Regions from separate parts of the Homo sapiens genome. Here region 1 is linked to region 2. Evidence: read pairs that join two places in POLR2A ChIA-PET (ENCODE). Cell type or tissue: HepG2. All regions are shown on one strand. Links, peaks and the distances in the headings refer to the core of each region. The heading gives the core; the rest is flanking DNA. Region 1 overlaps ACSS3 (acyl-CoA synthetase short chain family member 3). Region 2 overlaps ACSS3 (acyl-CoA synthetase short chain family member 3).

Evidence for each region. ChIA-PET counts read pairs that join two places held together with the same protein. Peaks named below come from ENCODE experiments on the same cell type or tissue, not always from the same donor. Only the 100,000 strongest peaks of a DNase experiment are listed, where the experiment ranks them.
Region 1: POLR2A ChIA-PET joins it to region 2 with 7 read pairs; 3 of 35 experiments call an interaction of 5 or more read pairs at or near these places.

Annotation. Positions count from the first base shown.
Region 1 is chr12:81,080,144-81,096,851 of GRCh38, reverse strand. All of the region lies in intron 1 of ACSS3 (acyl-CoA synthetase short chain family member 3), which reads right to left. ACSS3-AS1 (ACSS3 antisense RNA 1) reads left to right here. Exons shown (of 5, transcript XR_007063390.1): 5 at 2,120-3,054. Among named protein-coding and RNA genes, the nearest start is that of ACSS3, 10 kb to the right of the region's middle. RefSeq lists enhancers at 847-1,348, 9,996-10,623. In HepG2, for the core only: no CTCF peak of the experiment used is centred there; DNase peaks (open chromatin) are centred at 10,341 and 10,811; H3K4me3 peaks cover 1,459 bases.
Region 2 is chr12:81,138,168-81,154,875 of GRCh38, reverse strand. ACSS3 (acyl-CoA synthetase short chain family member 3) reads right to left here. Exons shown (of 16, transcript NM_024560.4): 4 at 15,611-15,745; 5 at 11,629-11,769; 6 at 2,952-3,032; 7 at 2,780-2,875. Among named protein-coding and RNA genes, the nearest start is that of MIR4699, 12 kb to the left of the region's middle. In HepG2, for the core only: a CTCF peak has its summit at 7,395; DNase peaks (open chromatin) are centred at 7,835 and 8,205.

The sequences.
Region 1 (16,708 bases), core at 9,289-11,788, 61 kb after region 2:
AAATGTGGCACATATACACCATGGAATACCATGCAGCCATAAAAAAGGATGAGTTCATGTCCTTTGCAGGGACATGGATGAAGCTGGAAACCATCATTCTCAGCAACTAACACAGGAACAGAAAACCAAACACCACATGTTCTCACTCATAAGTGGAAGTAGAACAATGAGAACATATGGGCACAGGGAGGGGAACATCACGCACTGGGGCCTGTCAGGGGGTGGGGGGCAAGGGGAGGGATAGCGTTAGGAGAAATACCTAATGTAGATGACCGGTTGATCGGTGCAGCAAACCACATGGCACATGTATACCTATGTAACAAGCCTGCATTTTCTGTGCATGTATCCCAGAACTTAAAGTATAATAATAACAAAAGAAGAAAAAGAAAATGGTACAAGTGCATGTCCGCTTTTAAGTATCCATGTTTTTTTGTGTACTTTTGTGTCCTCCCAGACTCTCTGCTTTCTGTAGGCAGGGACCACATGCTAGTTCATTAATGGCACACAACAAATGCTCAATGATTATTTTAAAATAAAAGCTTGTAAGTGTGAATAAATGTGAAATGTAATATACTCTCCTGACACATTCTCCTTACAAATTCTCTCCTGACACTTTCTCTTCTGACAAATAATAAAAAGACTCTTATAAGGTAAATAGTCAGTGCTCAGCAAAAACAATGACTAGCTCAAAAGACTACTGTTGCACAGAAACAGAGCAGGCTTTAAGTATTTTTAAGAGGGCAACATTTTGCTTTATTCACACAGTGATATCCCATCTGAATTACAGATACTTGGCCTTTGGGAAGTATCAACTGACTGTTCCAGGAAACTCTCCAAATTGGGTAATTGCTTACTTGGAACAGAATAATAGCCTTATGTTAATTTACCACTAGGGATATTGTTTTTGTGAAAGTACTTGGAAAGCACATCTCTCCATAGCACAGATAATTATTTTAACAGAGAAACCTGATGTAAAGACAGAGGCATTCCTTAGTCCCACCGATCCTTCCTACATGAGTATGTATACTCAGAATCTGGCCCCATCACACCATCTCTAGCCAGATTGTCCCATCTCGACATGAAAGGACAACATAGACATCTTCCGCCTTGCCAGATCATCTCGGATTAAAGCTAGGTGAATTGCCAGTGGTGAGAAATGCAGCCCACAGGAAAAAGAATAGAAAGAAAAGCTTTCAGGAAATCAATGCCTGTTATCTGAACTGAATCCACTGTCAGTGAAAAGACATGAATGAATGATCTTAAAGATTCTCCGGTTGTGAGTCATGCCTGACAGTAAATTCAAAGACGTTAAGGATACATTTTATCTTGTTTATTTGTATTCTAGAGGAAAATGCAGGAAAAACCAATAAGTTAAGTAAAAGGACATAGGATTTGGTTTAATCTAAAAAGGTAGAAAATGTAAAATGATAATTAGATTAATATTAAGGTTCAAAGTAAAAGATAAAAACATTTAGGTTTCAAAGCATAAGTATATTAAATTCAAATACAGTGCTAATAACATAAACTTAAAAGTAGAGTTTTTAAAGGAAAGCATGCTTCATCAGTCAGTCCTTTTCATAACACTTTAGGGACTCTCTTAGGAACAGTGGTCCCCAGTCAACCAATTCAGAAATGTCATGATGAGCTGGCAAAGAACCAAACTCCAAATGAGAGCAGGTTCCTAGAAACCAGACCTACAATCCAGAATGCCCCCAGGGCCACAAGTGGGTAACTTTGAAGAAACCTCAGAGTTATCCAGAGAACCAGGAGGGAGTGGAATGGAGGGTGTACTCTGCCTAATGACAGCTAGTATTTGTTGGAAAAAACAGAAGCATGTATTCCTGATGATAACAATAATGAAATGATGAACAAAGAAGGAAATGAGGAGAAGGAGAAGAAAGAGAAAGAGCAGCAGCAGCACGATGCAGGGGAGGAGGACCCCAACTAGCTGACCTGGTGTTAATGTTGCTCTGGTTAAGGAGAAATGGGAGGAAGACAGGAGAGCAATAGACAAGGATTGAAATTAATGTTTTCTAAACCTGAGAACTTTAGGACTATACATTTTTTCATTTTTTCATATTACATCTTTATCTTAACTATCCATTTCTTTCTCTTTCAGCTTATAACTCATGCAAAACAACATGCTGCAATGTTCTGATGAAATGCTCCTCTACAGTCGAGGCTCCCAGAAGGCAGAGAGCATATTCATTAACTCATTCTGCTCAACACTTAGCTCATGTCCATGGAGAGATGTTGAATATGAGCTCCTATTAAAAAGAGGGAATACAATCAATCATTTGAGAATGTCCAAAAAGAACTTTTCCTTTCCATCGAGCCTTACAAATTATTCTAAGATTGTTTCTGTAAATACCATGTAATTGGGAGAGATACACAGGGAGCGTCAATTGTGTCTGTAATGTTTTACTGCTTATGATAAAAAGATCTGAAACTAATGTGACAAAATACTAAGATTTCACAGAATTCAGTGTTGAGTGTCCTCTAAGTTATTATCTTTATTCTTCAAATATTTCATAAGGAAAAAGATGGTGGGAACTTACAATATTTATTATTTTTTTGGAGAATGGCTGGATAATATACATTGAAATCTGCTAAGAATTTACCAGAAGGAAGGAAAGAGAAACACACACACACACACACACACACACAGAGAGAGAGACAGAGAGAGAGAGAGAGGAAAAAAAAATATATCCTTGGAATGCCAAGCCCAAAGATGCAAGTCTATCTGCCGATTTATAAAAGCAAATAAAGAGAAACCATCTAAATGCCAATATGAAAGGATTAGGAAATATTTATATATTCACCCAATATGTTAAATATTCTGTATACATTAAAAATAATGAATTAGAAAAATGGAAAAAACACTTCTTACAAGTGAAAAAAAATGAGCTACCAAATAATATGGATGGATAGTACAATTCCATTTCTCTATAAGAACAGAAATAGAGATCCAGGGAGTCAAACAGATTGACAGACATAGATTCTTGATTTTTTAAAGGCATAACATCTACACATAAAATATAAATAAATAAGTGCAAAAACTGGTGAATCTGAATAAGACCTATAGCTTAGTTCATTGCATTATGCCAATGACAATTTTGATTTTAATAATGTACTATAGTTATGTAAGATGTTATTACTGGGGGAAGCTGGATTATGGATACAAATGAACTCTTTGCATTATTTTTGCAACTTCTTGTAAGTCTATAATTATTTCCAAAAAAAAAACACTGAAGGGAACTATACCTAATATAGCAAGATATTTGACTTTCCTGCATTTACCTAATTAAAATGTAAAGTAATACCTATTTTTACAGTGGGAAAAAAGGCATAAACCTACACTTTAATCAGAATTCTTTTTTTTTTTTTGGTGGCGGTGGGGACAGAGTGTCGCTCTGTCATCCAGGCTGGAGTGTGCATTGGTGCAGTCTCGGCTCACTGCAACCTCCATCTCCCAGGTTCAAGCGATTCTCCTGCCTCAGCCTCCTGAGTAGCTGAGACAACAGGCATGAGCCACCATGCCTGTCTAATTTTTTTGTATTTTTCAGTAGAGATGGGGTCTCACCATGTTGGTCAGTATGGTCTCGAACTCCTGACCCCAATTGATCCGCTTACCTTGGCCTCACAAAGTGCTAGGATTACAGCCGTGAGCCACTGCGTCTGGCTCAGAATTATTTCTGAATAAATAAATGCCAGTGAAAGTAATTTAAACATAAGTCTCAATCCTAGGCCTTGCATTTATAAAACCTCTCCCTTGATAATTAAATCACACTACATCTCCATCTAATGTCCAACCTATACCTTGCACCCAAAAAAAAACCTTAAACACACAGACACAAACATAACCTAGACATAGCCTCAAAGATAAATCCAACTACACTAAATAGACACCATTGGACATAACTTTAATGCTAAGCAAAACATAAAACTTTTATCCTTTTTTTCCTAGCCTTATACTCAAAATAATCTGAGAACAATGTTACGAAGTACATCTTTATTATATTTTTGTCAATTACCCCACTATCTCCAACCACATTCCTAGATGAAACGTTTCCCATTAACATTTTGATAATTTGAAACGTGAATACAGTGCAGCCTGCTCAATTATCGAAGATCTCATTATCTAGCTGGTGCTAAGAAACCCATTATCTCCCTTTATTCTCTCTTTTCTGATTTGTCTTTCCCTTGCCTTCCTGCTTGTTTTCACCTCCAACAAAAAATGAGAGGCTGCACAAAGGGATAAAATTAAAATTAGTTGTTTTTTTAATCTATTAAAGGATTCATTAGTTAGAAAATGGCCACTGTTCACCAAAATGGAACGCTATGTGCTCTAGTTTTTCACACCTCAACAATCAAAGGCAATTCAGAGTAGAACTGATTGTAGAATAAAATGGATTTTGTTACTCTTATTTTCAGAAAATAATAACTAGATAATCCATATCACTTGTTATTACTCTTCTTTTATTGAACAGGAAAACGAATGCTATTTTACTATAAGCAAAATGCCCTTTTTCCTCGCTTGATGTGTAACATTGTTTTTTAGAGTTAAACTCTATCTGGACTCTCATCTTGCACCTGGAATAGTGCCTGGTCCATAGAGGTCATTCAGTAAATATTGGATGAATGAACAAAATAAAGAAGAAACAAATGCATTAACAAATGAATAAACTCCAGGGCTAAAAAACAAAATAAAACCCACTTTTATAAATATAAAAGGCTAACAAACATATATGTGTATGTATATATTTATGTATGCACAGCTCGTTTTTAAATCTGTAACACTGGTATTATGAGGATAAGATAGGATTAATTGGGGAGGAAACGTGACACAATGAGAAACTGATACACTCTCAAGCATAGTAAGTCTGTTTTTTCATCCTAGATCTGCTATCTCTGCATGGCAAGTGAGCATTAGCAAGTTACTTAACTTTCCTTAAATTCTTGAGAACTCAGGATGCTTTTAAGAAGTTAAATTACTATGGTAAAAGGTGATGCTGTTATTATGTACCAACATGTTTTGTATCCTGTAACATTTTAACATACACATACACAGGTATGCACACTTAGAGTAAAATCATCTTTTAGAATTTAAGAGATTTTGATCTAAGAGTGGTATTATACGATTTCCATCAAATACTGTCTTTGAAATATTTAATTTTTTAAAACCCTCCTTATTAAAGTATTTTTTACTAATGATAAACTTGAAAATTAATATTTTTATAAATTAAGTAAACCAAGGTAAGAGAAAATTTCATCAAATTAGGTCTACTAAGCCTGTAATTACAAATTACATTTTCAGACTGCTCTTGAAATATTCTAGCGAAGTAAAACGATGCTCATGCTAGACATATGTAGGAGATCTTGAGCAGTCAAGACCCAATATTTTTAAATAATAATAAAATCAGTTTTATATTTTTTCTAAAATTCAAGCTTTTAACAGATCAAGATAGGCTTTTACTCTAATATATTAAAATTTTATCATAATTTATGATAACATAAATGCATTCTAATTCAACATTTTTATATGATTGCTATCACTTTTTCATTCTGTGATTTTAATTTTCTTAACATATTTACTAAAAGATGACAATCTGATAACATAATATCAACCCAACTCTTAATCTGAGATCCTTGGAATCTCATATGTGCCTAAGAGGCAACTTTTCCAGTTCATTCTCATATAGGAACAGTCAGCCCTCCATATCCACAGGTTACACATGCACAGATTCAACCAACCGTGAATCAAAAATATTTGAGAAAAATTAATTTTAAATAACAATATAATAATTAAAAAATACAAATTTGAAAAATACAGTATACCAATTATTTACATAGCACTTAATTGTTTTAGGTATTACAAGTAATCTAAAGATTATTTAAAGTATATGGGAGCATGTGCATAGGTTATATGCAAATATTACACTATTTTATATAAGGGATTTGAGCATCTGCAGATTTTGGTATCTGCAGGGAGTGGGTGGTGTTCTGGAACCAATCCCCCACATAGGTGAAGTATTTCCCTACCTTCCCTACTTGCAGTATATATGTATTTGTCTTGATAAATGGAAACCCATGGATTATAAAATATCCTCTACTACAGCTTAAGGATCAATGAATGAGCTAAGGAGAGGCAAAGGAAGCCAACTGCCTCAAAATAAAGCTTAGACCCAAAGCTTAGATGACAAAACTTCAAACTCTTTGGTTCCTTGATAGAGGATTTGTGGATTATTTGAGGTTCTGATTGGATAGATGATTCAGGTAGTATCTACCTGCAATTTATATAAAAAATCAGATTTAGGAGATGGATTAGAAGGTAAATCTGTATATGGTGAAGTTTTTAATGTCAGTTCAACTGATATATACAGAAGGCTTTGTGCATTCTGCTGCGAAGATCACAAATGTAATTTAGACCTGAACCCTACTCTCCTATTACTGAGTGGTGATGTGTCAAATTATTGGTAGAAGTATCAATAGAGCATGAGCTCACATAATAGATGTGAAGTGACAAAATGTAGATGAGCATTGAGCATTTTTGCCAAATTTGCTTAAAAGAAAACAAGATTGAAATGCTTTTTAGGAAAGAACCACTAAAGGTTTTAAGATAAAATCCCTAGAGACATTGAAAGGCGACGAAATCAAAAAGACATGTGCAAGTTGGCTCTGGGAAAACAGTGAGGACTTACATTTCTCTAAGATAAGAGGAGAGTGGAAAACACACAGAAACACAGAGAACAAATAAAGCAAAGGGAAGTTAAATCCCGATTAACATTTTTAAGAATGCTACATTGCTCTCATGCTTTTTCACTCTCTAGGTTCTGCTATGTAAAACAGAAGGTAGAGAGCATAATTACAACTTATAACTGAAATTAGGCTCTACAGTGTGACCCAACTGGGTTGAAAAAACTAAGTCCACCACTGTATAACTTCGGACAAGCCACTTATCTTTCTGTGCATTTGTTTACAGTATTATAAAAATGCATTATAAGAGTTGTTGGGAAGATTCAAAGAGATAATATACATATAGTGATTAGCATAGGGCCCAACACAAATCAAATTCTTCATAATTAGTACCAAAACAGCAGTACTATAGTCTTTGCCATTGTCATTGTTTTGTTATTATTACTATCACCATTATCATTATTGACGATAATACATCAGGTTACAGAAAGGAATGACTCAGTAACAAGCTAGAGAATAATCACATGTTAGTTTCCTTCTCATTCTATTACAGACTCTGCACATATATTTTTGACTCATCCCATAAACACTCAAAGGAAGCATTTAACATTTTTAGATCATTTGTTTTCCAAAGTTTGGCAATATCTATGGAATAACACAGGTGAGAGACACAACTCATTGACCTTGCACTGGATTCCTAAAAAATGGGATATTATTAGAACTAAGGGAGCCAGTTGCAATGCAATTTCCAAGAAATATATCTCTGCACTTAACATATGCCATTAATCAAGGTTTCTCCACCTGCATATCTTCTGCTTGAAAATGCAGAAGGGAATTAGGATCAAGATAAAAAAGAATGAAAGAAAAATAAAAAGAAATAGTACACATCAACGTATTTAAAAGTAAATAAAACCAACAACTTAACATATAAAGAAATCCTATTTTTTTATTGAGAGGTTGGAGGAGTAAATTTCCAAGTGTTCATAATTAGACAAATTAATTAGGCTATTTATCATGTTCTTATAAAAATAACATTAAAGCATACTATAAGCAATGAATAATGTGGTCATTATAGATTTTCCTTAAGCCAGAAAATCAACAGAGTAGTTTTAAGGAAGAGATTAATATTGCTTTCTATTGTCCAGGAAACATTTCTAAAGAAGCTGTCAACTCATTTAAAGCTCCCTTCCTCCCACCTTTAGGACTGTCATACACAATAAAAAATTAAAAGTTTATTTTTTCAAAGAACAGCTATTTTTTATTCCATATCTAGAATGTTTTTGAGATGTAGACCCAAACTTTAAAAACTCTTCTTATATCACTATTTAAAAAGAAAAGTAAAAACTTTAAACGGTTTCAGAGGAGAAGAGTTAAAAAATTTTTAAAAATCTAAAATTAATTGAGACTATTTTCAACAAGCAATAGAATATATTTAGGAGCACAGATGCTAAATTCAGCCAGCCTGGGTTGAAATCTTAGCTCTGCTATTTACTAGTTTTATAAGTTTAGGCAAGTTTCTTAAGAAACTGTATTTCCAAACCCTTTAAACAAGAATAAAAATTGGCCCTGCCTCACAGAGTTGTTATAAATATTAAACAAATTAAAACACTTAGTATTGTATCTAGCGCATACTATGGAGACAATAAAAAGCTTAGTTGTTAGCTGTTTTCATAACAGCTGTTTTTATGATAACAGATAATAAAAAGGTTAGCTATTTTATGATATACCTGACAATGTTTATGTACTTTAGCAGACTAAATTATCCCAACAGTCATAAAGTTATTATTTACCCCTCAATCAGTAAGGACAGGCTGGATTATGCCATACGGTAACGATTGCAAAATCTCAGTAACTTGCAAAAATAAATGTTTATTTCTCACTCACGCCACTCCATTGTGGGTTCAGGTAGACTCCCCAAAACATTGTCATCTATACGTTTTTGCTTAGCAATCCAAACTGCTTCTATTCTACATGTACTTCCAAATGGCCATGGTAGATGAGAAAGAACTAAGAATTGAAGCTCTGGCAATTAACTAAGTGAAAAGCCTTGCTCCTCTTATTGCAGTGGCCAAAGCTAATCGCATAATCACGTATATGTGGGGAAGACCAATCTTCCTACATATTAGCAGAAGAGAACAGACGAGAAAAGAAACAACACAAAAAATAGTAATACCCATCACAGTATGCATTTTATAATTCTTCCGTATTATAATTATTTGGACCAAGATACTGTTCAAAGAGTAGAGCCAAGATTTTGAACCAGAAATCAGTTTGTTTTCTCCACTAACTAATTCTCAATACTTTTTCCTCCTAACCACCAAAATTAGGGTATCCAACAAATCCCATTGATAAGAGTGGCAAATTTCATCTGTACTTAAGGAGGGAGAGTTGGGAGGGAGAGTTAGAGGAAGGCACAGTCTAGGTATTTGTGGTTTATTATAGAAAAATACTTGCCTCTCAATTGAAAATCAATGGAATTCTATGAAAATAAGAAAAAATGTATGGAGAGAATGCAAAGTGAGATTAGCGCAAAAGTGGACTTTTCTAAGCTCCCATGCACTCATTAGATTAAAGTTATTTAGCAAATGGACAATAATACGGAGTGACTAATTTTTTTTTTAGTCTTACTAAATTTTTCTACAGATATCTATACTGGCCAGATCTACAGTAGAAATTAAGCATTCTTTTTCTTCCTCCTTCTTTTCTTCTTCTTCTCTTCCTCTTTCCTCCTTCCTCCTCCTCCTGCTCTTCTTCTTCTCCTGCTCCTTCTTCTTCATCTTACCAAATTTATTTTACTTAACTGCTGCATCCACTTAGCAATGACACCTTGAAAGATTATACTTGGCAAGTGTTGTTATTCTACCATAAACACCTTAAGAGAAGGTATTCCTATTGTCCAGAGTCAGGTCATAAGTCAAAGACCTACAGACTTTAATTGCTTTCCTCCCTCTTAAGGCAATTAATGTTTTAAATTATTAAAGCCATATAATTAAACTCTGTCCCTCTCTAATTTAGTATTTGAAAGACCTTCTGTTTTTTACTATCCTCGTATTTCCAATTGGACTCCTTCAAACTCAAAATTCACAAATTTTAATTTTCCTAAGATATTATAAAAATAATACCTATCCTTTCTATGCACTGTTCCTTACCTCATTCAACTAAAACACTGACAAAAACAAATATAATTAATACCTTTAATATAACAAGTTCCCTATCCACGTAGTTTAGATAAAGGATTTGAGCTCCACATTCACATATACTTGAAACTGTAATTTAGAGAGGTTATTACATTCATATATATAATTGCAAAGATTCATTAGCCTCCTACACATTTTTCTTACAAATGTCACACCACAGTGGAAAGCAATGATCTCCCTCATGGAGTTGCAGCTTGTTGCTTATGAAAGTAGAATAAAAAAAAATAAAAAGAAGAAGAAGAACAAGCAAACAACTTCAACCACTGGATTTTTTTTGTCCTTTCAACTAATACTATATGTGGCATGACAAAAGAAAAGTAAGCCACCTTTCAGGCGGTGATAAGAGTGTGGATTTTCCCCCAACACCTAGTAGTTGATCAGTCACAGCCGATTGAATTTCCATTGTTCATTGATTGCGCCATTTGCCAGGCAATCCATCCTTGCTTATGTAATTGCAGCATTCCTGTAGTTCACTCTGTTCTGTCCTGAAGGTTCAGCAGCATGACAGGCTGAGAAAATTAGATACGGCACAGTACCAAGCTGCTGACCTTCAGAATATAAAATAAGGCCCATCTTTTAAAACTGGTCTTTCTTGATGAGGTTATTTTGAGAGGCCTTATTTCTAACAGGCAATTTTTCATGCCAAGCAGATACCTTCTTAAAATATTTTTAAATCTATAAAATAATGATGATTTTATATTTTAAATATACCTTTACTGTGTACAACGCTATGAATAAATTCATTTAATTTAGAGTTTGTCAAAAGGAGAAAAATTCTTCCTCTTTATATAACACTCTCACCTTCAAACCAGAATTAAATGTAATTTTAAAAATATCTGACAAATACTGAATTTCCCAAACAGTTTAATGTAGCTGAGCATTTGTTTGCCAAAGAGCCAAAGTTCAATAGGGGGATTAAATTGCTTTCTGGATACATAAAATCCCCATTATATTTGTATTTATTTTCCTTTGAAGCAATCTCAAACTCACAGAAAATTTGCGATTACAAGATAAAGTACTTTTTTTTTCCCTTTGAAACATTTACTGACATGATGCCCAAGAACCCTAGAATAATTTAATATGTAATTGTTATAAATAAGGACATTCTTCTAGAGAACGATACTATAACCATCAACTTCAGGAAACTAATATTGACACATTACCACCATCCAATCCTGAAATCCTGTTCTGGCTTCTTACTTGTCCTCAAAAATATCAATTATGGTGAAAATATTCAGAAACTACCTTTTGCATTTAATTCATATCTCTTTGGTCTCCTTCAATTTAGTAGCCAAAAATCTTTTTCAGGTTGGCCAAGATTTGGCAACCTGCCTTCGGAACAGTTCCCTTGATATTTGGAGGAAAAGATTCTGGGCTTAGCCACTGGAGCTATTAATACTAACCCAGGTCTAGCCTCTGCTAACTAGCTGTGTGGCCTTAAGATTCAATTCCCTCATATGTAGAAAAGGCATGATAATACTAACTTTGCAGCATCTGGGGAAGGAATAAATGGAAATATGTGACTCTACTGTATAGTTGATAGTTCAGAGAAAGGACTCAACAAATATTCATTATCTTTTCCCTTTTCAGCTGCTTCCTTATCCTCCCTGTCAGACTCACAAACAAATATTGAGATATTTAGCTCACTAGAATCACTGTAGTATTTAAAAAGAACAAACAGATCTACTGAGTACTCTTTATACCAATTCTGAGACTTTTGCAACCTGTTTCTTTCAGTAACTTGTAGCAGCAAAAGCAAAAAATTAACATAAGAAACCACACAAAGTTCAACTTGCAAAAACAAGGAGTCCTGTTGAGCAGTAGGCTTCAAAACAAGCAAAATTCCCTTCATTCCTATTTCATAATTTCTTCACTTCTGCATTTAAACATAGATTTCTTCTTAAAGGGAGGAGAGGAAATAAGGAATGAGGAAGAAACTTATTTTACTTGACCCAGATACCACCATACTGCCATATATTATCCTGTTTCATCTTCCTGTCACTGTCGAATATCCTCATGGAATGTTTTTGCCTATACCAGTTCACTCTGTAATGTGCTATTCTGGCTTTGGCCCTTATCTCACCATTGATATCATATTATAGAAAGTCATCAAGAATCTCTGAGTCACAGCAGATATTTTTTTGATTTTCAATAGCCTCAAAGCATCTCTAGAGCCCTTGACCACTATTTTTATCTTTTCTCTCCTTTACAATGCATGACACTAGAATATCTTGCTCTTTCTTTTCCTCTTTCTTTGAATGTCTCATCCATTTCCATAGTTTTTTTTTCTCCCACTTTTTCCCAAAGTTCAGTCCTTACTATTTTCCTCTTCTCTTCCCTTTCTTTCTCTCTTTCACTTCAACTTTCATAAGCTTCTACCTCTCACCTCTTTAAGATTTATACTAAAATCTATAATTCTACATCAAGTTCTCTCCCAGTTTTCAGCCTCGTAACTTTAATTGCCCCATCAATTCCTCATCTGGACATTTAAGTCAGATTCTTACAGTTACCATGTCTTTACTTCCCTGCATCCCGCTGCCAAAAAGTCACTATGTGTAATTTAATTTTTATTCCTGAAGTTCCTCTCTTTCTACACCTCCTGCTATTACCCTAGTTCATTAGTCACATTATTTTATGTTCTCATTACTCCATGTTTCCCAATATCCCTCATTTCCCAACCTACCAAGAAATATTGAAATCTGAAGTCAAACTTGGCTTCTGATAATACTTTCATCCTATCACCTTCTTAACAAAATGTTTCCATGGATCATTACTGCCTTACGAGGCACTGCAAACAAAAATGATCACAATGGAAAAGTTAATGGCTGGGACAGGCAAAGTATAATGCAATAGGGGTGAGGACAGTGAATAACAAACAAGCACATGCACCATTTAAAGGATCAGCAGCTGCTCAGTTCCAGCCGAGTGTTGCTGTGCAGGAATACTGACCCATCGCCGACAGACATTCCGGGTTTTTGTTGTTGTTCTTGTTTGTTTTTTTGAGACAGAGTCTCACTCTGTCACCAGGCTGGAGTGCAGTGGCACAATCTTGGCTCTGACTCCCTAGATCAAGCGATTCTCCTGCCTCAGTCTCCCAAGTAGCTAGGATTACCGGTGTGTGCCACCACATCCAGCTAATTTTTGTATTTTTAGTAGATATGGGGTTTCACCATGTTGGCCAGGATGGTCTGGATCTCCTGACGTCGTCATCTGCCTGCCTCAGCCTCCCAAAGTGCTGAGATTACATGCGTGAGCTGCTGCGCCCTGCCCATTTTTTCTTCTTTAAAGAGGAGACCAAGGGCCAGGCACGGTGGCTCATGCCTGTAATCCCAGCACTTTGGGAGGCCGAGGTGAGCGGATCACGAGGTCAGGAGTTCGAGACTAGCCTGGCCAACATGGTGAAACCCCAAATCTACTAAAAAAAAGTACAAAAATCAGTTGGGTGTGGTGGTGCACATCTGTAATCCCAGTTACTTGGGAGGCTGAGGCAGGAGAAATGGTTGAAGCGGGGAGATGGAGGTTGCAGTGAGCAGAGATCATGCCATTGCACTCCAGGCTGGGTGACAGAGTGAGACTCCGTCTCAAAAGAAAAAAAAAAAAGACCAAAAGCTGAATTTTTTACAGGAAATTTAGATTTTTATATTCCAATATTTAAATGCCAACAAATTAAACAAACAAAACTTGTAGGTCAAACAAAGCCTACCTGCAGGCTTTCAGCCCTGCTGTGACCTAAGAAGTAAATGCAAATGCCTTAGCTTGCTACTCCAAGCCTTTTAAAAGCAGGCTGAAACTATTTTCTGAAAGTAAGTCCCAGCAACTCAGACAAGCCACTAAAAGCCAGCTGGTCTACTATAACTATCCTCTAAGGACACTTGGCTTTTCTTACCTCTATGTTTTTGTCATCTTGTTCCCTGAACATAAATGACTTTCCTCCTAAGTCCTACTTTAAGATTCACTCTAAATGCTACCGCTTCCCCTCAAAACTTATTGGACCACATTAGCTCACGGGAGTATTTCTTTCATATTCCAAAGATAATCATATCTAGTTGTATGTGTCAGGGACAGTCCTAGGCACTTTACAAGCTTCTCTCACCCAATTTAATCCTTAGAAATAGATACCGTCATGATTCTAATTTTGCAAATAAAGGTATTGAAGCTTTCTCAGAGTAAGCGGCAAAGCTACGGTTGAACTCAAGCCTGTATTGACCCAGTGAAGAAGAAGGAATAGGAAATTTACATTTTGGTCATGTATTACCTGACAGGTATTATATGCCAGGAAAAAATTTAAAAATCCTTAACATAACTCAAAAGACCATTCACGATATGGCTCTCTCCTTCCATCTCAAGATAATTTTCTGTCATTTCTTAAGTCCCAACCGAGTAAACCTTCTTTAAGTTTCTGGAACTTACTAAACATGTCTACCTCATGGCCTTTGCATATGCTATTTTCTTTCCCTGGAATGTTCCTCCCCACTTCTCACATGTCTAACTCCTACTCATTTTGATCTCAGTTTAAACATCATTTCCTCTAGACCCCTCTCATGATCCTTCTAAAGAAGACAGTATCATATCCCCCAATAAAGGCTGGATTACCTAGCATCTACTGCAACTCTAAATAGTGTTCATCATGTTGAAAACCAGATATGCATGTTCTCACTTATAAGTGGGAGCTAAACACTGGAGACATACAGATATAAAGATGGGAACAATAGACACTGGGGATTCCAAAAGGCAAGGAAGGAGAGAGGAGGCCAGGGTCGAAAACCTACCAGGTACCGTGTTTACTATCTGGGTGATGAGTTCAATGGAAGCCCAAATCTTAACATCACACAATATGTCCATATAACAAACCTGCACATGTACCCCTGCATCTAAAATTTAAAATTAGTCTCTTTTGTAATAATTTAATGCATGTCTTTCACGCTGCTGTGTGGTGAGTTCCTTCACTATCTCTTTCATCATTTTCTCTGTACTGTACATGCAGTGGGTGAATGATTGATGTCCTTTAATTCTTAAAAGCCATTTTAAGACTTGGCAGGATTAAACAACCTTAATCTCAGCTAGTAAGGAATTCAGATCCTGCATGTTGAGAAACCCACAGTATCTTGACTACAGAAATGTTAGCCAAGCTTAAGTTATTTTCTAATAATCTGCATTTAGTTAGTCTTTTCCTTTTTGGTTTATAGTCACTGTTAATACATATTGATTTCTAAACAAATGGTATATGAGAATCCTATCATTGAATGTTGTTTAAATAAAAGTAAACTAAAATTGGATTGCAATGCTTCCATAGAAAGAGATAAATTGATGGCCCAGAGAGTCAACCACAATATATAATAGAAAAGTGAATTGACTAATCCTTCAGAGAGTGGCAGCTGGATTTCAATTTCAGGACAGGCAGCAGGATGTCTATCCGGAGAAAATAACCAGAAACTTCCACTTTGTTGTTCCAGGACTGAAGAAATTACTATGATTGCAGTTCTCCACTGAAGTCTCTCTAATAGAGACTTTATTACCCAAAGAGCCAGGTGTTAACAATATGGAGTAACCACCAAACTGTGAGGAGAAGCAATCACGTATAAACCCCTAAAGCACCTACCTGTAATTTGGATTTGTTTTTTGAAGGTCTTAGAAATTACAGGACTGGAAATGCATTTAATAGAGTCATTCACTACAATGGAAGTTCCCTTCCATATATCGCCCTTAAAGATTTATTCTCCATGTCTATATTACTGCATGCATAGAATATTGCACAGCTTATGTCATTGTGAAAGCTAATATGCAATACTATTTATATGCTGAGACTTTTGATAAGCCTGTGGGTTCTGAGGGGAGTTTACTTTTGTGAACAACAAACAGACAAGCTTATAATGAAGAATCGCTCTTGCCTCTGGGAAGCCGAAGGGCATCAGAGACTGTGACTACACATATGCCAGCTCCACAGAGGAGAGAACAATTAGCTATAGCAATCTCGCCTTGTTTTGCTTAAGCACTTGGCTGTCAATATCTCCCTTCTCCAGATCCCAGCTTCAAAGAAAGTAAGTAAAGCTCCTTCACACCAAATTGTGCCTAAATCCACTTATCACCTCCCAAAGAGGTGTCTTGTTTTATAGCAACAAAAATCATCAAAGCTATGTATCCAGTTAGTTGACTCTCACTTTAAAAATTTATATGCCAGCTCTGCCTTAGATCTTGCGGATATAAAGCCAAACAAAATAAAAGTAAATTCAGTCTGCCCTTCTGTTTGGCTTTGTGGAAATTTGCTAACCAATCAGGACTATCTTCATTTAGGTATCCAATGCAGTCATAGATTCAAATTGAAACTACTGACTAACTGAAATTTAAGATTGGTCTCCTACGTCTACTTCCCTCCCAACCCTGCTTGCCCAACCAGAATTCTTTTAAGATTGAATCGCACTGCTGAAATAAATAGAGTCAAAGTTTTATCACTTCTTCACTTTGATTTTCTGGGCATGAGTTCAAGACTGAAAAGATAAAGAATTCAGATACGGTGTTATCAAATTGTGATCTATAAAAATATAGTGACCCTTTCACAAAATTTCTCATTAAACACATCTTATACACACCATTTAAAAAAATGTAGACAAGCAACTAGATATTACAAAGAAAAAGCAAATTATTGAAAAGGAAATCTCCTGGTCTTAAGCTCTACTTGCTGGGACATTGACACTCACTTCCAAAGCTCTCTCCTGGGCCTTTGCTGATCCCTAATTGTCCTCTCGAATCACTCCAATCTGTCCTTTCTCCTCCATTCTTATTGCCACTGCCTTAGGTCTGGCCCTCACTGTTTTTCA
Region 2 (16,708 bases), core at 6,782-9,281:
CAGAAAAAAGAAACAACATGAACATTAGCCAAAGAGCCTGGAGCTCAAGAGAGAGGAAAGGATCACCTAAAGGAATGGTCTGCAGGGCTGAACTCTAGTAAGAGAAAAAATAAAATCAGATTAAACAAGGCCCTTTGACTTTGTCACTTATGAAGTCACTGGTGACCCCTGCTGCAGCAGCTTCTATGAAATGATGTGAACATAAATCAGACTACGGTGAGATGAGGAATAACTGAAACAATATGAGGTTCAGGAATCTGGGCAGGATATTTTTTCAAGGAATTTAGTGGAGAAGAAAATAAAGATGGCATAGTTGAAGCAGGCAAAGGTCTAAAAGACTTGGTTTTGTGACCAGAGAAAGTCAAAGACATTTATAAGTTGTAGAAAACAAGCCAGAGGGCAGAGAAAAGGTTTTAAATAGTAGCTTACTTCAGTCAATTATTCACACAACAAATATTTATAGAGCATCTACACTCTTCTTGAGCAAATCATTCCAACATAGAAACAAACAACCCTCCATCACAGTGTTAATATCATGTTTCAAATAAACTTGAGAAACAATAAAAGCCCATGGTAAATAGCGCAAAATATGTATGTATCTCAATTCTAAAGCAGCTTAATGCTTATAACCAAAAATATGTTAGCATCTTTGGCTTTGTCATATTTATGTAAGCAATGCCACAATTCAAAATAACTATTCAGTGTAGAGGTTTATTTTGTTTACTTCAAGAGAAATAATTTTTTAAATTAAAAACATTATATTGCAAAGACAATGGTACAAAATGTTTTCTCAAGATTATTTTGTTTTAATTATTACAAATACCTAAATGCACATTCAGTATGCAAGATATAAAAGCACTATACAAAAGCTGCAGAGTAGTATATGAATTCCCAAATGCATATCAAGTCCGCAAGATATAAAAGCATGATACAAAAGTGTAGAGTAGTATATGATGGTTTAATACTTGTGTCAAAGTCTACCTTAATATTTCTTAGCATTCAGAGACAGAAAATCAGCCAGCTAAAAATGAAAGAACACAAATAGCCTTTAAGTGATGATGAGGCCTGGAGTATTCCAGAAAGATTGAGAATGGCCTCTCATGTTTTCAAATTCATTGACTTGCAGAAATTTAAGAGTGCAAATTAACTTGAAATCACTTAATACTATTCTCCACACCCCACATATAAAATTCCCTTTACTTCACAATCCTTGTCTGGTATTGACAGAACACTTATGTGAGAGAGAGCCTTATATTTGAGAAGTTGTCCATTTGTTCTACTGCCAAGCATTTAAGTTTGTCTCTGATTATTCCCAAAATATAACCCTCTGTAACTCCGCATTCAAGACTACATAATTTATATGTAGCAACTTTTTAAACATCAAAATATACTTATAATATCTGCACTTTAAGTGTATTATTTGTCAGACTAGCCATTCCCAATTTCTTCACCTTTTTTTTTTTTTTTTGAGATGGAGTCTCACTCTGTCGCCCAGGCTGGAGTGCAGCTGCATGATCTCAGCTCACTGCAACCTCTACCTCCCAGGTTCAAGTGATTCTCCTGCCTCAGCCTCCTGAGTAGCTGGGATTACAGGCATGCACCACCAGGTCTGGCTATTTTTTGCATTTTTAGTACAGACAGGGCTTCACCATGTTTGGCAGGCTGGTCTCGAACTCCTGACCTCAAGTGATCCACCTGCCTCGGCCTCCCAAAGTGCTGGGATTATAGGCATAAGCCAACATGCCCAGCCCACCTCTTTCTTGTATACATTATTTCCATGCTACTCCCTTTTTTCAGATGCTTTCTAGTAATTTAGTGATTTTTTTTATCATCTCAATTAAACTGAATACAAATTTTCAAATGTGGAAGAGTAAAGTAAGATTACATCATTGCACATGGTAAGTATTTTTTAAAAACAGTCCTACCAACAGCTTATGTTTAAGTTATGGATGTTATAATACCCAGAGATTTGGCTACATAAACTACAACTAACCCAAGTTTTCCCTATTTCATTTCTGTATTTTTTAATTTAAATATAGAACTGTAAATATTTATGTATTTTTCCATCTTGTTAAATTTGTCCCAAAAGTCCAAGGCCATTTTGAATGATAATTTAGCAAACTACCATATTAGTTATCCCTCCAAGACTTTGATCTTCTACAGATCTGATAGGTATGTTTTCTAAGTCTTTATACAAGACATTGATAAAGTTAAATGGAATAGGCATATGAAGTAAATTTCCTATATGCAAAGAAATCTTATTCCTAGGTGACACTGATATATTCATCGAATTTTTAAACAGTTATTTATTCAGGTATAAATCTGGTCAGTCTATATTCCTATGTCTTATACACAGAGCTTTATTAGAAACCAAGGAAAGTATTTATTTAAAATTGAGACAACATGACTTTGGAAATCCATTAATCCTATGAAAATAAAAAAGGTGAATCTACATTGCTTGTTTTATGATAACTATTTTCTAGGACTCTAAAATCAGTATCAGTTTGCCAATAATTTCTAGAAATGTTAGGGATAGATATAAAGCTTGTTTTTGTATGTTCTTCAGAATTTAATTCTGACTGTTCAACAAAATTTAAATAACAGGCTAATATTTCCTACATATCCTTTTCCCTTTCAAAATTATATTTTTAACTGGAAGAAGATATAATAATGTCCCCTGTCCCCACCCCAATTTTTCTGATCCTACTCAGGACTGCTTCATGAAAAGTTTTAATAAAATAAATATCATTTATATGTGGTATTAACTTTACTTTATTACCTCATATAAAACTGTTGTGTTCCCATGAAGAAGAGGTCCATAGCAGATATAGGAATGTCCAACAACCCAGCCTAAGTCAGAAGCTGCCCACCACACCTAAAAAATAAGATAATAAAATGAATATATTTTATTCAGAGAATGTCATGTAATGTAAATTTAAAACCACGATTACCTCTCCGGGTTGAAGTCCGTATATGGAAGACATTGACCAGTGTAGCATGACAGCGTATCCCCCAGTGGGCCTAATCACACCCTAAGGAGAGAAAAAGTGAAATTAAAATCAATAAACAATGTGTAAAAACACTCTCTATCTTCATAGCATCCACTTTAAAAGTTCCTGGTCAAAAGTATTTTATATATTAGCTACAAGTTACTTTGGCTTTTATAAAATTATCTTTGAATCATTATTTCTTTGGGTCCTTCAATAGTCAACACAAAATAATTTGTCCTCATTAGTGCCATTTTTAGAATCCATTCTCACATAACATTATTAGTCTTCTAAAGAAAACATGATTTCACAAAATTACATGCAATACAAACTTTTCTAATGGCACCACACATTATCAACACTACATTTTCAGACATATTTCCAGAACAAAATTTAATGCGAAGAAAGGTAAAATGTAGTTATACACCTCAAATGCAGACTAACATAAGGACCTCTATTTCTTAAGATGATTAAATAATAATAGCTGCTTGGAGGAAACAAAGTCATATTCTAACTGGAATCTCATTACAACGCTTCACTGAGGATCATGCAAGCACACTTTAAAGCTGAGCAATTCTTTAGTTATGAACTCTAGAACTCTTAGGGCTGAATTCCAGTGAGTTGAATCTAAGGTTAAAAAATTTGTCTTATATTGCATTTTGGGCAAAAGTAGGGATCATTATATCATTGTAGTAAAGTTTTCACAAATCAGTTTCAAATAGCTCTCCCCAACACTGGGACCATATTCAACCTAAATGAAAGATTAATATTTGAACACTGGGTATAAATGTCACCATAAATAAGAACTAATGGAAAATTTAATAATTAAGTTCATTTATTGTTTTAAAAAACATTAATCATCATTGGCCCAATAAGACATAACTGAGTGAATACTCAGAATGAGTAGGTGAACACCTGCTAAGAGATAGAAGGTATATTCCATTCACATGTATTTTGAAGCATCTTTTAGTACAACAATTATAACTGCTCTTATGCAAAAAAAATTGTTTTTTATGAAAGGGCAAACATGGATCTAATCAATAACTGTGCTATTAGTTATGCTTTTTAGCATAGCTCTGCACCTTAACACACATACACAAATCAGGAAAATGAAACAGAAATTGACTTTCCGTTAGTTACTAACATTGCTGCTCTCCTCAGGTGCCACTAATAAAACATAGGCATCATGCTGTGGAACATTATTTTATTCACCTGTAACAACACCTGGTCTCTTAGCAAATATCAGATGCAGTGTTGTTGGTATTTGAGAGCTATTTTCTAGATTGTATGACATGGTTAGCATGCAGCTGGCCCTGTTGATCTCCATGGGAACATTAGAAATTCTAAGCCCCCTGCCAGTAGGCTTTACACGTGCACCTTCCCATGTAAACGAAACAGTTATTTTTCCACTGTATCCTATCCTATCGTCCATGCACTTTGCTAGTTTGTTCTATTGAGAAGATCTTTTCCTATGGCTCAACAGATTGATGAATCTGATATTAATCAATTTGCAAACACTTTATAAAAACTATTCATTTTACAGACTAGAAAAAGTAGCTTTTGTAGACAATATGCTGTCCATGTGTTATGACAGATGGTGATACTTAATATCAGTAATAATTTCAATTAAACATGTTTTAAAATTTTCTCTCCATCCTACATGTCCCTGCATTTAGAACCCATTTTTATCAGTAACTCTAAACATTATTAAAACTAGGTAAATGTTTAGACCATATGGTACAGAGGGTAAGATGCATTGACTAGAAATGATGACCAGAAATAAAAGGTAAGGGAAGACATAACTGAGTAGTAATTCAATTGTAAAACCTGAAACATAAATGTAAAGGATAAGTTGACAAATTTCTATTTACCTCTCAGATGAGTACTTCTTCAAACGACATTTACCAATGTCACTTTGTCTGTAAATTAGTGAATACTTAAACCCATCTGACCAAAAAAAAGAGACTTAAAAATGAGAACATGCGTGAAAAAGCATTAAAAGTTGTAAAGACTAAAATTTAAAATTTCATTAACAATATTATTTCCTTGGTTCTAGCAATTATTGCTTTTTATTTTACCCTGTGCTCCTATCAGTCAAAAGGCATAAATGTCAAAATAATTAGAGGTTGCCGTCAAAGATTCTCATTTAAAACAATTAAAATGAAGCTGAAGGAGTGAGAAGAGCCGTAATTTCTGTTTTTCGTTAGTCTTTGATACCCACTTACTTTTATTTTTTAAAGAATGAGTATAAAAATTTTAATCAAGCATCTTTTTACCATTTATTAATCTAGACTCTAGATCTGCAATTTGGTCTTGCCTCTCAAATGCTCAGATAATACAGTTTCAAATTTCTGAGTATTTGATATGGTGCAGAAAAAAGAAATGCATGGTTTCATATTCTCCAGGTTCACGTTTTGTAAGAGGTTTGAAAGTATAAAAAACACGAAGGTTACATTTCAAGAGAATTTCTTTAGCATAAATATTAATTTGTAACAAAAATAAGATGATAAAGCATTTTTGTTTCCTGTTTATAATCACATTTTCCAGGTAATGATAATTAAAATGCAAAAGAGAAACACCATTCAGCCTCTGAAAACACATAAATTATGCTCCAGAAAACAAACCATTATACTATAACTAAGCAAATTTAGTTGTAAACTAAAAATAGCACTTTTACAGTATATCTGAATATGAAGTAAAAATACTCAATACCAGTGCTTACCCCTAAAACACAAACCTTCTTCATTTTAGTCTTTCGAATCTCTATTATTTATTATTACCTTCTATATGCACTTTCTTTTTTTTCCTTTGAGATGGAGTCTTGCTCTGTCACCCAGGCTGGAGTGCAGTGGCACGATCTTGCTCACTACAACCTCCGCCTCCCAGGTTCAAGCGATTCTCCTGCCTCAGCCTCTCGAGTAGCTGGGACTACAGGACTACAGAGGCATGCCACCAGGCTCAGCTAATTTTTTTTTTTTTTTTTTTTTTTTTAGTAGAGGCAGGGTTTCACCGTGCTAGCCAGGATGGTCTCGATCTCCAGACCTCGTGATCTGCCCGCCTCGGCCTTCCAAAGTGCTGGGATTACAGGCATGATGCACTGCGCCTGGCCTCTCTATGTACTTATACTCTACCTACCTTAAAAGTAAAGTCACTAGATGATCTCATATATTCTCATAAAAACCCTGTAACCTGCCAATATGCTGTTCCGATCTTTTGGTAGGATCAGTCATAATTCTTAAAGATGTCTGCGGAACTTGAAAAATATCCAGATGGGACTAGCACTCTGTGCCCTGAATAAAGACATGAAAGTGAATCCTATCTCAGACATAGCAATGGAAGCAATATGAAGGTGCTCTCTTTTGGGAGTGGGGGACAAATACAATGTTTATGGTGTTTAAAAAATCCAATCAGTGCAAGTAAAAGTAAAGGGTGAATGTTAGTTACTCAGAAATAGGACCACAAAGTTATCACAGATAGTTCTTTATAATTTCCAGCTTACTGAGCTACTTTTGAAGACAAGTAAACTCACAGATTGTCATAAATGGGGCTATTAAAGTAAAACAGAAAACATGTTGGTGTAAATGTTGTGTGCAGTTTTGGCTGCCACAACTTGAAAAAGAAAAATGCAATTGTAACAATAGGTGTTGTAGAAGAGGAGGGAAGCCTGAAGTGTGTGGTAAGATTAAGAATTTGGGATTCTTCATTGTAAAAATATAAGTTTTTTTTTTTAATGGTCTTTAAATATCTGACAGGCAAATCCCAAAATACTGAGAGTAGAAAAGCTTAGAGTACATGACAAAACTTCCTATTTCCTACATTAAGTCCCTCTATCATTTATTTTGTAATAAAGAATCATACAAGGCAAATATATATATATATTTACATATGTAAAATGTCTATTCACATACACACATGTAAACATATGCATGTATCCATGCATGTGTACATATTTATATGCTTATGTATATGTATGTATACATATATATATACATGTGTGCGTTTGTGTGTGTGTGTGTGTGTGTATCAATTCAGCCTGACAAGAAACAATAAAGGGGGAAAATAAATTTTATTTGAAGGAAAGAAAAGAAACCCATCACCAGATGATGGCAGGCGTCAGAGAAAAAAAATGAATGGTTCTGATTGTTTAAAAGATCTAACACGTCAGCACTAAACCTTGTTTTGACAGTGGTTTGACAGATGGCATCCCCTTTTTCTAGAGTAAGCCTCCACCCCTTTTCTAAACCTGATGAACTCCAATGTCTTCACCAGGAGTACTTCAAGACATTGCAAAAATACCACCTCTTCTGGGAAGTTTCACCCCATCCTGTTATTTGTGTCAAATGTCTTTCAGGTCCTCTTTCACAGCCCTCAGGGCCTGCAAACCTCATCAGAGGACTGATATCCCCACCTAGTGCTGTGCCTTCTCCACCACTTTGAGCACAGTGAGGACAACATCTTTGTATCTTCAGCACAGTGTCTGGGATAGAATAGGCATTTAATACATTTGTTGACTGTCTAAATGAGTGAACAGTTTAGTGTATAAACCCGTGTGAACAATGCAATTATTTCAACAAACACTCTTTGTTCAGGAGAAACCCTTGACACTTGTAGAACTTAGTGAATCTTGAATCTTCTTAGAAGGCATAAAAAGTTTCTATTCGGGATATTTCATCAAACATGAAATATCTTGATACAGGTTTTCAGATGATTCTGAAGCTATGTCCATGGAGGATATTTTGGCAGTTGTATAATTTTTTTGTCGATCTGAACAACTGTGAGCTAAGGGGCAAGGGTGCAACCAGTTCAGCACTTTAACTGCAAGAGCGTACCACAGATCAAACAAAAAAGTTCACTGCTGTTTTTTATTTGACTTTCACTCTTTTTTTTTTCTGGGGCAGGAAGTAAGTGCCCATCAGGACAAAAGGCCTTATCTACCACTTTCTTGTCATGCTTTCTTTTCAATCTTTTCCTTTTGATTTCTTTCCCCCTGTTCTCTTTTGACACTGAACATTTTTCCTTTTTATATTATCATGATCCCTTTATGATATCAAACTGAACAAGATAAATATTATAATCACTAAATCTCCCATACCTAAAAGGACATCTGATCCAGATGAGGGATTCTTTTATCATGTAGTGCTTTGAACTATCTCAAATATAGGCACCCAGACCAAACAGAATAGAAGCCCACAACAAAACAGAAATGTATGCAAAGAAGCTCACATGTGGTTGCTGGAATATTTACAGCAGCTAACAGATTAACCTGTCATACAGCAACTTGACAACTCCAGGGTTGGCAAATGCTGATATGCAAATATGCTTTAAATGTATCTACAAATTCTAACCAAAGAACAGACTGCCTTATGTGTGTTTTATATTTGAGAAACAAGCATTTTTAGGCAGAAGAGTTTTATGAGCTCACAACATTATTTTTCCTCATGAAGATCAAGGATTGAGGAAACAAACCATATGATGACATCATATTTATATCTAAATGCTCCATTAATGCATGTGTGTTTATTTTTCCTATACTTACATTCTGTGGATCCCATATTAAGATTTTAGGTACTATTAATCCTGATTATACCTATGAAAAATGAAACGAGAATTGTATGAATAAGGAGGTGTCCAAGAAGCTGGCTTACTAGAGAAGTAAGAGATCATTCAACAAATATTCTGCTCTACCTGGGTCAAATTTTAATGTTAGTGCTACAGTGGATCCAAAAAGGATAATGTATATTCTAAGACCTCAGAGAACATTCATTGTTATAAAAGTAAATAAATAAAAACTAATATGTATAAGACAGGTTAAAATAAGTGCCATAAAAACTAATATCTATAAGATAGGTTAAAATAAGTGCCATGAAGGTCTGTTGGTAATGTAAAATTTAAAGCAATTTCAACCCTAAAGTCCACTGGAAGGAAGAGGGACCTAAAGAGATAACTACCTTCTTTTGCCATTCTGTATGTGTTAACTTTGCAAAGCCCACTCACGCACACAATTTAATCACCAGTCCTGTACCCCAGTGACCTACAAGGGTCTATCTCCAACCCCATATGTGTAACTCTTGGGCTCAGACTCTCATCACCAACTCTTGACTGGGCATCTTCATGTTAAATGTCCTGAAGACACATCATGATGAGTATGTCAAAGACTTTTAGTTTCCCTAGCCTCCAACCATCCTTCTGATTCTATTTCAGTGAATATTCAAAAGCACCCTCATATGTTCTCAAAGTCTTAGACTCCTAACTTTGAACCAAATCTGATTCCTCCCTGTTAAGCATGCTGTCCTATGTAAAGTCCCAAACTAATTAAACAGCCTGAAAACTAATTTCTTTGTCTCCATTGTGTGTAGTCACCTATCTTCCCAACTAAAGGATCACCTTCTATCTTGCATCACCTATGTTCATACCTAGTTCAATCTCACTAGACTAGAAGGACTGTACTTTACTCATAGTTGTATCTGTTGAGCACTCAATACAAATACATTATATTGAGTCAAATTCACTGTGATGCAGAAATCTCCACACAATTCAAGCCCTCTCAAATTTATTGAAATAGATTGTCTCAGGATGGTACATTAGGAGGAAAATGAGGATGATAGAAATATCAAAGGATCTTCCATTTAGGCATTGAAAGGAATCCAGAAAAGAACCTCTCAGAGAAAACCTGGGCCGGGCGCAGTGGCTCATGCCTGTAATCCCAGCACTTTGGGAGGCCGAGGCGGGTGGATCACGAGGTCAGGAGATTAGGACCATCCTGGCTAACACAGTGAAACCCCATCTCTACTAAAAATACAAAAAAAAAAAAAAAAAAAAAATTAGCCAGGCGTGGTGGCGGGCGCCTGTAGTCCCAGCTACTCGGGGGGCTAAGGCACGAGAATGGCGTGAACCCGGGAGGTGGAGCTTGCAGTGAGCCGAGATCGCGCCACTGCACTCCAGCCTGGGCAACAGAGGGAGACTGTCTCAAAAAAAAAAAAAAAAAGAAAAGAAAAAAAAGAAAACCTGGAATAGCTAGGGTCCATCCTTATTTGGAACCACTTTTCAATATAATGCTCTGTGTATTGCTTTTATTTGATTTCTACTACACTGGCAAGTCAGCTTTTAATTTCTGAAAACCTTTTCTTCTGCCCCTCCCATAAGATCCCATTCCAGGTCACAGTGAATTTCAGTGACTTAAAGTCTTGAGGTAGCACAAATGTTTTTATAAGATTTCTTCAGGCTTTTAAGAAACTAAATTTTTTAAAAATTAAGTTATACTGTGTTTTCAGGGTCAGGAGTTTTCTCTCAGTTGATACTTTTATATTAGATCATAACTTTGCTGAGTCCCCTCTTATTTTATAGCCAAATGTTCAGTTGGACTCCAGGTGGCTAGTGTGCAAGGCAGAACTGGAAAAAGTGGAGGTTGAGAATTATGTCGAGCAGATTATATGGCATGCTTCAATAAATAAATCTTCCAATCTTCAATATGCAGAAATATTTTTCAAGTCACTAGAGTTGCAACAAAATCATAAGGCTTCAATTCTACAATGAAACAAATATCTTCATGTGCATGCATCTACGTATGAATTCAACAAAAATTTATTGAGCACCAACTACATACAGCACAATGGTAGACCAAAATATACTAAAACATAACCTGTGTCCTCAGAGAGAATATATTACCCTACCAAAAGTGTTCCTTTTCACAAGCAAGGTTTATATGGAACATCTTAAATTTCCTTTTAAAAAGCTAACTAATCAAATAGAACCACTATTCTAAGAAGATTAAGAAATGAAGTTTTCAGAACACTGATGCTATAGCAATCTAACAGTAATAAAGAAGCCACTGTCCTCAAGGAAGAGAATGATTATGAAAGTCCCGTCCCCTACTAAAATTCTACAATTCAATGAATATTAAACCACCTAATAAAGATGAGTAAGGAAAATGATACTGTTATCTTTTATAAGGGTCTATGAAGAAACAGTGTTATTTGGAGATACCAGGCAAAAGTGGTATTTGTTGCTATTTGACGCATCAATGAATATTGATGCTTTCAACTTTGCTTTGTAAAAACACATTTCATGGTAAACAGATTTAAAAATCCTTGAGTGTCTTCCATGCTGTAAATCAAATAGTTCAATACTTTGGATAAATTGCCTCTGTTCAAACTGCCTAGGCCAATTCTCAAAATCACATTCATAATAAATAATTGAATTCCCCTAGATCAAAAAATCAATTCTATACTGCATGAAACTTATACCTCAATCTAAAAGAATAAAAATATTTTATTTAAAATATATTTTTATATAATGTTATTAAACCAACTGATATTCAATTAAACATCTACTAAAGCAATTGTATATTTCTAGCATTTGAGACAATTCTGGAAGAAATGAGAGCAAAATATTTGATGTTAAATAATAAATGTTTTTATATTTAGCACTAAACACAAAATCTCTTTAAGATATGGAGTAACTGTGTCAGGTGAGATCACGCCACTGCACTCCAGACTGGGCACAGGAAAAAAAAATAAAAGCAAATGAAGTAACTCTCTAAACTTCAAAGTAAAGTCTGCAAACATTTCCAGTCAGTGATCAAACATTCTTGGTGCAAAGTAAATCTACTGCTATAGATAGTTATCTCTAAGAGAGTGAGTACCTTAGGTAACCCCGTTGTGCCAGATGTGTAAAGAATATACAGTGGGTGTTCTGAAAGAACAGGAACACAGTCATGTGACTGGGCTTTTGCCATCTCTTCATCCCAATCAAGGTCACGACCGGGAGCCAAAGGAACCGCCTCCTACACAGCAAAAATATAAGAATATGTACTGTAATAAGGAGATTAAATCAAGAGAACAAAAAGTAGCTAAATCTATTTAAGTCTGAGCATCTGACTGAAAATCTAGGCCTATATGGCACTGAACATCAGATTTATGACTAAAAAGTTCAAGTTCATGATTTAACATAAATGTTTATAAAAAGTCCAAAAGTTTTATATTCACTTCAACTAAACTGACAAAAAAGCATGTTTCATTTAAATCTAGAGATATCCTTTAGAAATTCAGTATAATGCAGTAATGTTTCCATCAACACTCATGGCTTAAATAACGTTTCATGTTTTTATAGATGTATGTACACTAATAACTTTATAAACTAATTTTTATTTTTCATAGCCTATTTATTTTATTTTGCATTTATTATCTTTACAATGATGTGTCAACTAAGCTATTAAAATTTCTCTTCATACAATGGCCTTTAGGAGTAATACCACAGCTACCTTTCCAAATAAGAAAACATTAATTCTTCTTCAGGAGTAGGGAAGAATTCTACTATTCCTTTTTGAAGACTAAAATCCAGTTTTGAAATTTAGTCAGAGTCTGTGATATATCTAAAATACAATCCAAGTTTTCCTCCTTCTAGTAAACTTTGTGATAATAGAGTCATGAGTTAAACAGATACTCCTTTAAAGAAATTAAATAGTCTTTTTTAAAAACAGTGACAATGAAATGGCCAGATGGGTGAAAAGCAGGGAAGTGGCTGATGGAAAAGTTACTCTGATGGGGAATTACAGCTATTTAAGTAGAGTTAATGCCCATTAAAAGCCTAGTTTTTTTCTTAGATGTTAGCTGAGCTCAAGATCACACATCAGGAAGTTTATAATTGGCGAACATGTTAGCACAAGCACAAGCAAAGTTATATAACACTCAATGAAAGTTAATGAGATCTACTATCTAGAGATGTATGTAACCATTTCATTAAAGTGATTCCTGAGATAAGCCCAAAGATTGAAAAATTTAGAAAAGACAAGCCACTTCCATTTTCTAAGCTGCTTAATACATTAATCAGGGTTGTAAAAACTGTTCATATATTTAAATAGGTACATTTACCAATTAATACTTCAATATAATATCACAAATATGATGCCTGTATGAATATGATACCTGTATGAATAAACACATTTATAGCTAACACATTTATAGCTGAATCGAAGACCCTGTATCAAGTTGAAGTTTCAGGCCAAACTGCTTTCTCCAGCCCCACTCTGATAGGTACTGGCTCTGCCATTTAGATAAATAAAATAGTTGACTATGACCAAATCATACGTTTCCATTTCTATTTATACAATGGATAAAAGCAACTAATTGCAAATTATCAAACTTTTGACAACACAGAGATCTATAAAAATCATCACACTGCAAAATACAAACATCAAATTGAGGATCACAAAAATAATTACAGGTTGATAATTTTGATAGGACTCTAATGAAATTAGGACTTCAATAAATGGTTATTCTTCAGGCTAAGAAACAGAGGTATGTGCAAAGGAGATCTGAGAAACAGAGGAAAAAAAACACTTTCACATATATGCATTTACTTCTATAGATATGTCTTTCCTAATTCTTATAATTCTTAAAAGGCGGTATTGGGAGAGCATAGGGGTGATTGATGCAATATCCTTTGATTCCATCATTGTTTGCCTGAGGCTTAGGTGTGGCAGCCAAGTTTTTACCTCCTCTTACAAAAATGCAATCCTGGTTAATAAGACACACCACTGAGCCTCATAATTTGTGTCTCTCTAAATTCAAAGCAAAGCCATTCCACTGGGCTTAGTTACTGCCAAAACAGCAGGTCTAATAGAAAGAACAAGAGATTTCTACAGCCCTCATCTATATCACAATAGAGGAAAGGGCCTGCAGAAAAAGAGAGAAGCTGAGAAAGTAAGCTAGTTATTGGAGGGGAGCAGGCAGTTAATCTCTATTAAGAAGAAAAGAGAAGAGACTTGCACATATCCAATGTGTTTATAGTGAAAGAAATAGCATATATCTTGTTGGTTACAAATCATTAAACTGGAGTTTAAATCCTGGTTCTGCCACTTAGTAGCCGTGACTTTGGGCTATGACCTCTCCATTACTCAGTTTCTTTATCTCCAAAATAAGGCTAGAAACAGCATGTATTTCATTTGTTTGTTAGAATTAAATAAGAAAAAATATTTGGAAGTACTTAGCATTGGGCCTAGAACTTAGAACATCATAAGTTCTGAACAAATTACATGTTCAGCACTTATATACTGTAAGTATATGTAATGTAAACAGCACACATATACTCACATATGCATACATTGTGTGTGTGTTCCTGCCATTCCTCTAAACTGTTCTTACCCAAAGCCTTCTATATTACTGATTTTGCATTGCCTGATTTAAACAGCAAAGAAGCTTTTTTAAAAAAAGTGCTTGAGGTCTTCTGAAAGAAACTTAAAATTCTTCTTCAAGATCATAAGAACATTAAAATCATTAAGTGCAGCAGTTCATGAACCACAGACTACTAAAACTTTACACAGGAATTTAATGTGGTAATGGGAATTGCTAGGTGGTAATCAAAATGACATATTTTTAACACTCTGTTCTCATATCTTGTCATTTAAGTATTTTCAAAGAAAACTTGTCAAGAGTTCTATAAATTAATTGCACATGATTCTTTGCAGTCTTGCAATTTCACTTCTGCAAAAAAAAAAATTTAATCTGCTAGAAACCCAAGTTGGTCTTATCATAAATAGCTAGAGATTTGCTTGGGTGAAGAAGTAAGGTGATCATGAGTTCAAAGTTACAGGAAAAGTACGGTAAATTGTATTCATTGATATCTTATACTGTTCTCCCTTCCTTCATAGATCACAGAATAATTTATCTACTTAGAATATTCATGTTTTGTTTTCCTAAGCATAGTTTTATTTCTGGCCTAAATACTCTTCAAAATTTTAAGAAGACAATTGCATGCAAATTAATCACACCACTCCAAGAGTCAGTATAGCTGAGGGATTAAGCATGCAGTCAGAGCGCATGCATTCGCATCTTGACACTGGCACTTTCAAACTGAGAAAGTTACTTTATCTCCATGTTCACTGGAGTCTTCTTTTATTAAAATAGTAATAATATTATCATCTAGTTAATAGAGTTACCAGGAAGATTAAAAAATATGGCCGGGCGCGGTGGCTCACACCTGTAATCCCAGCACTTTGGGGGGCCCAGGCAGGCGGATCACGAGGTCAGGAGATCGAGACCATCCTGGCTAACACGGTGAAACCCCGTCTCTACTAAAAATACAAAAAATTAGCCGGGTGTGGTGGCAGGCACCTGTAGTCCCAGCTACTCCAGAGGCTGAGGCAGGAGAATGGCATGAACCCAGGGGGCGGAGCTTGCAATGAGCGGACATCGGCCACTGCACTCCAGCCTGGGCGACAGAGTGAGACTCTGTCTCAAAAAAAAATAACAATAATTATTATTATTATTATTTTATATATATATATTCATTAGTAGAATGTCTTAAAAATCATATGGTAAGCAGTCACTTCGTGTTTGTTATTATTATTGCTAATATAATCTGAGCTAATAAAAAACACAACAATAGCAATATACATAGAATCCAATTCATTAATCTCACACATCTTTCTGTGTTTCACTCTTTTGGTTTTAAGCTAGATTTTCATGAAGTCAGTAAGTCTTATTCATATATTTTTTAGAAATAACAATAACATTCAGCAGTATACTTAATAGCTTATAAATCAAATGTCTCTTTTAAATGGTAAAAACTAAACTCATTCTTAGCATATTACCATAAGCAAGAACCAAATTCAATATTCAGATTACCATATTTGGACGATTATAAATGAGAATTTTGTCTGGTTTGTGTTGTCCTATTTTTAGCGCTTCTTCTACAAGTGGTACGTACTCTACCCTCCTTCCAGGTTCAATGCCAAATGATGCTGTAACAACCACCTTGGGCTACAATTAAAAAATAATAATGGAGAGAAAGCTTTAACAATGTTAATTAGGTAATCACAATATTTTAGTTGCAGACTGGCAATTCAACATTTGTAAAGAAATGTCTGAATGTTTCTGTTTTCTATTGAATGGTCTGAAAACCAGTAAACCCTTTGTAATTGTTAGAGACTTGATCACTTCTACACAAATCTCACTTACCTGTTCAAAACTGCATGCTCAATGATGTTTTTGACTCATATGTATGAAATGTATAAATCCCTTTCAAATAATCCATTAAGCCAGGTGGATTTGCCATAAACTAGTACAATGCAAATCTTGAGGCCCCTTACTTGCAAAGGCCCCAATAAGAGCTGGCTGCTGCTGAGGTTGTAGTAGCATTTCATAGGTTTTCTATATATTTCTCTTCTAAATGCCTAAAGAGATTACAGCAGAAAAAGACCCAAATCTCCAATAATTTATAATAATTTTTTCTCATTCTAAATATATATTCATGTTCACCAAATATTACATTATATTATTTTCTTAAAAAGGCTCCCAAATGATTAAAGTTTCAAGCCCCACAAAGCCTAGACCTGCCCCTGTCCTTAAGATACACTTTATACTCTTTACCTGCCAACTTGTTAAGTCATTCTTCAAGACAAACACAGGTGTAGGCAAAATGTATCCCTGGTGGGAACCACAGCTTATGTTAACCTCTCTTTTCAGTACATTCTGGACATGCCTCAAATGTTCAGCTATAGTCAGTGTTCATAAATCTCTATTACTGCACAGTAAGCTCTATAAGGCCAAGTTTGGATGTCATTTATTTTTGTGTTTCCTATACCTAGCACAGTGCTTGGCATGTCATGAGCTTTCAGTAAACGTTTGCGGAACTCATTAATTTGCAGAAAAATAAGTCCTCATATTTTTAAGTACATTGTTTCTTCACCAAGAAATCCAAAGCAAAAGAGACACATAATAAAT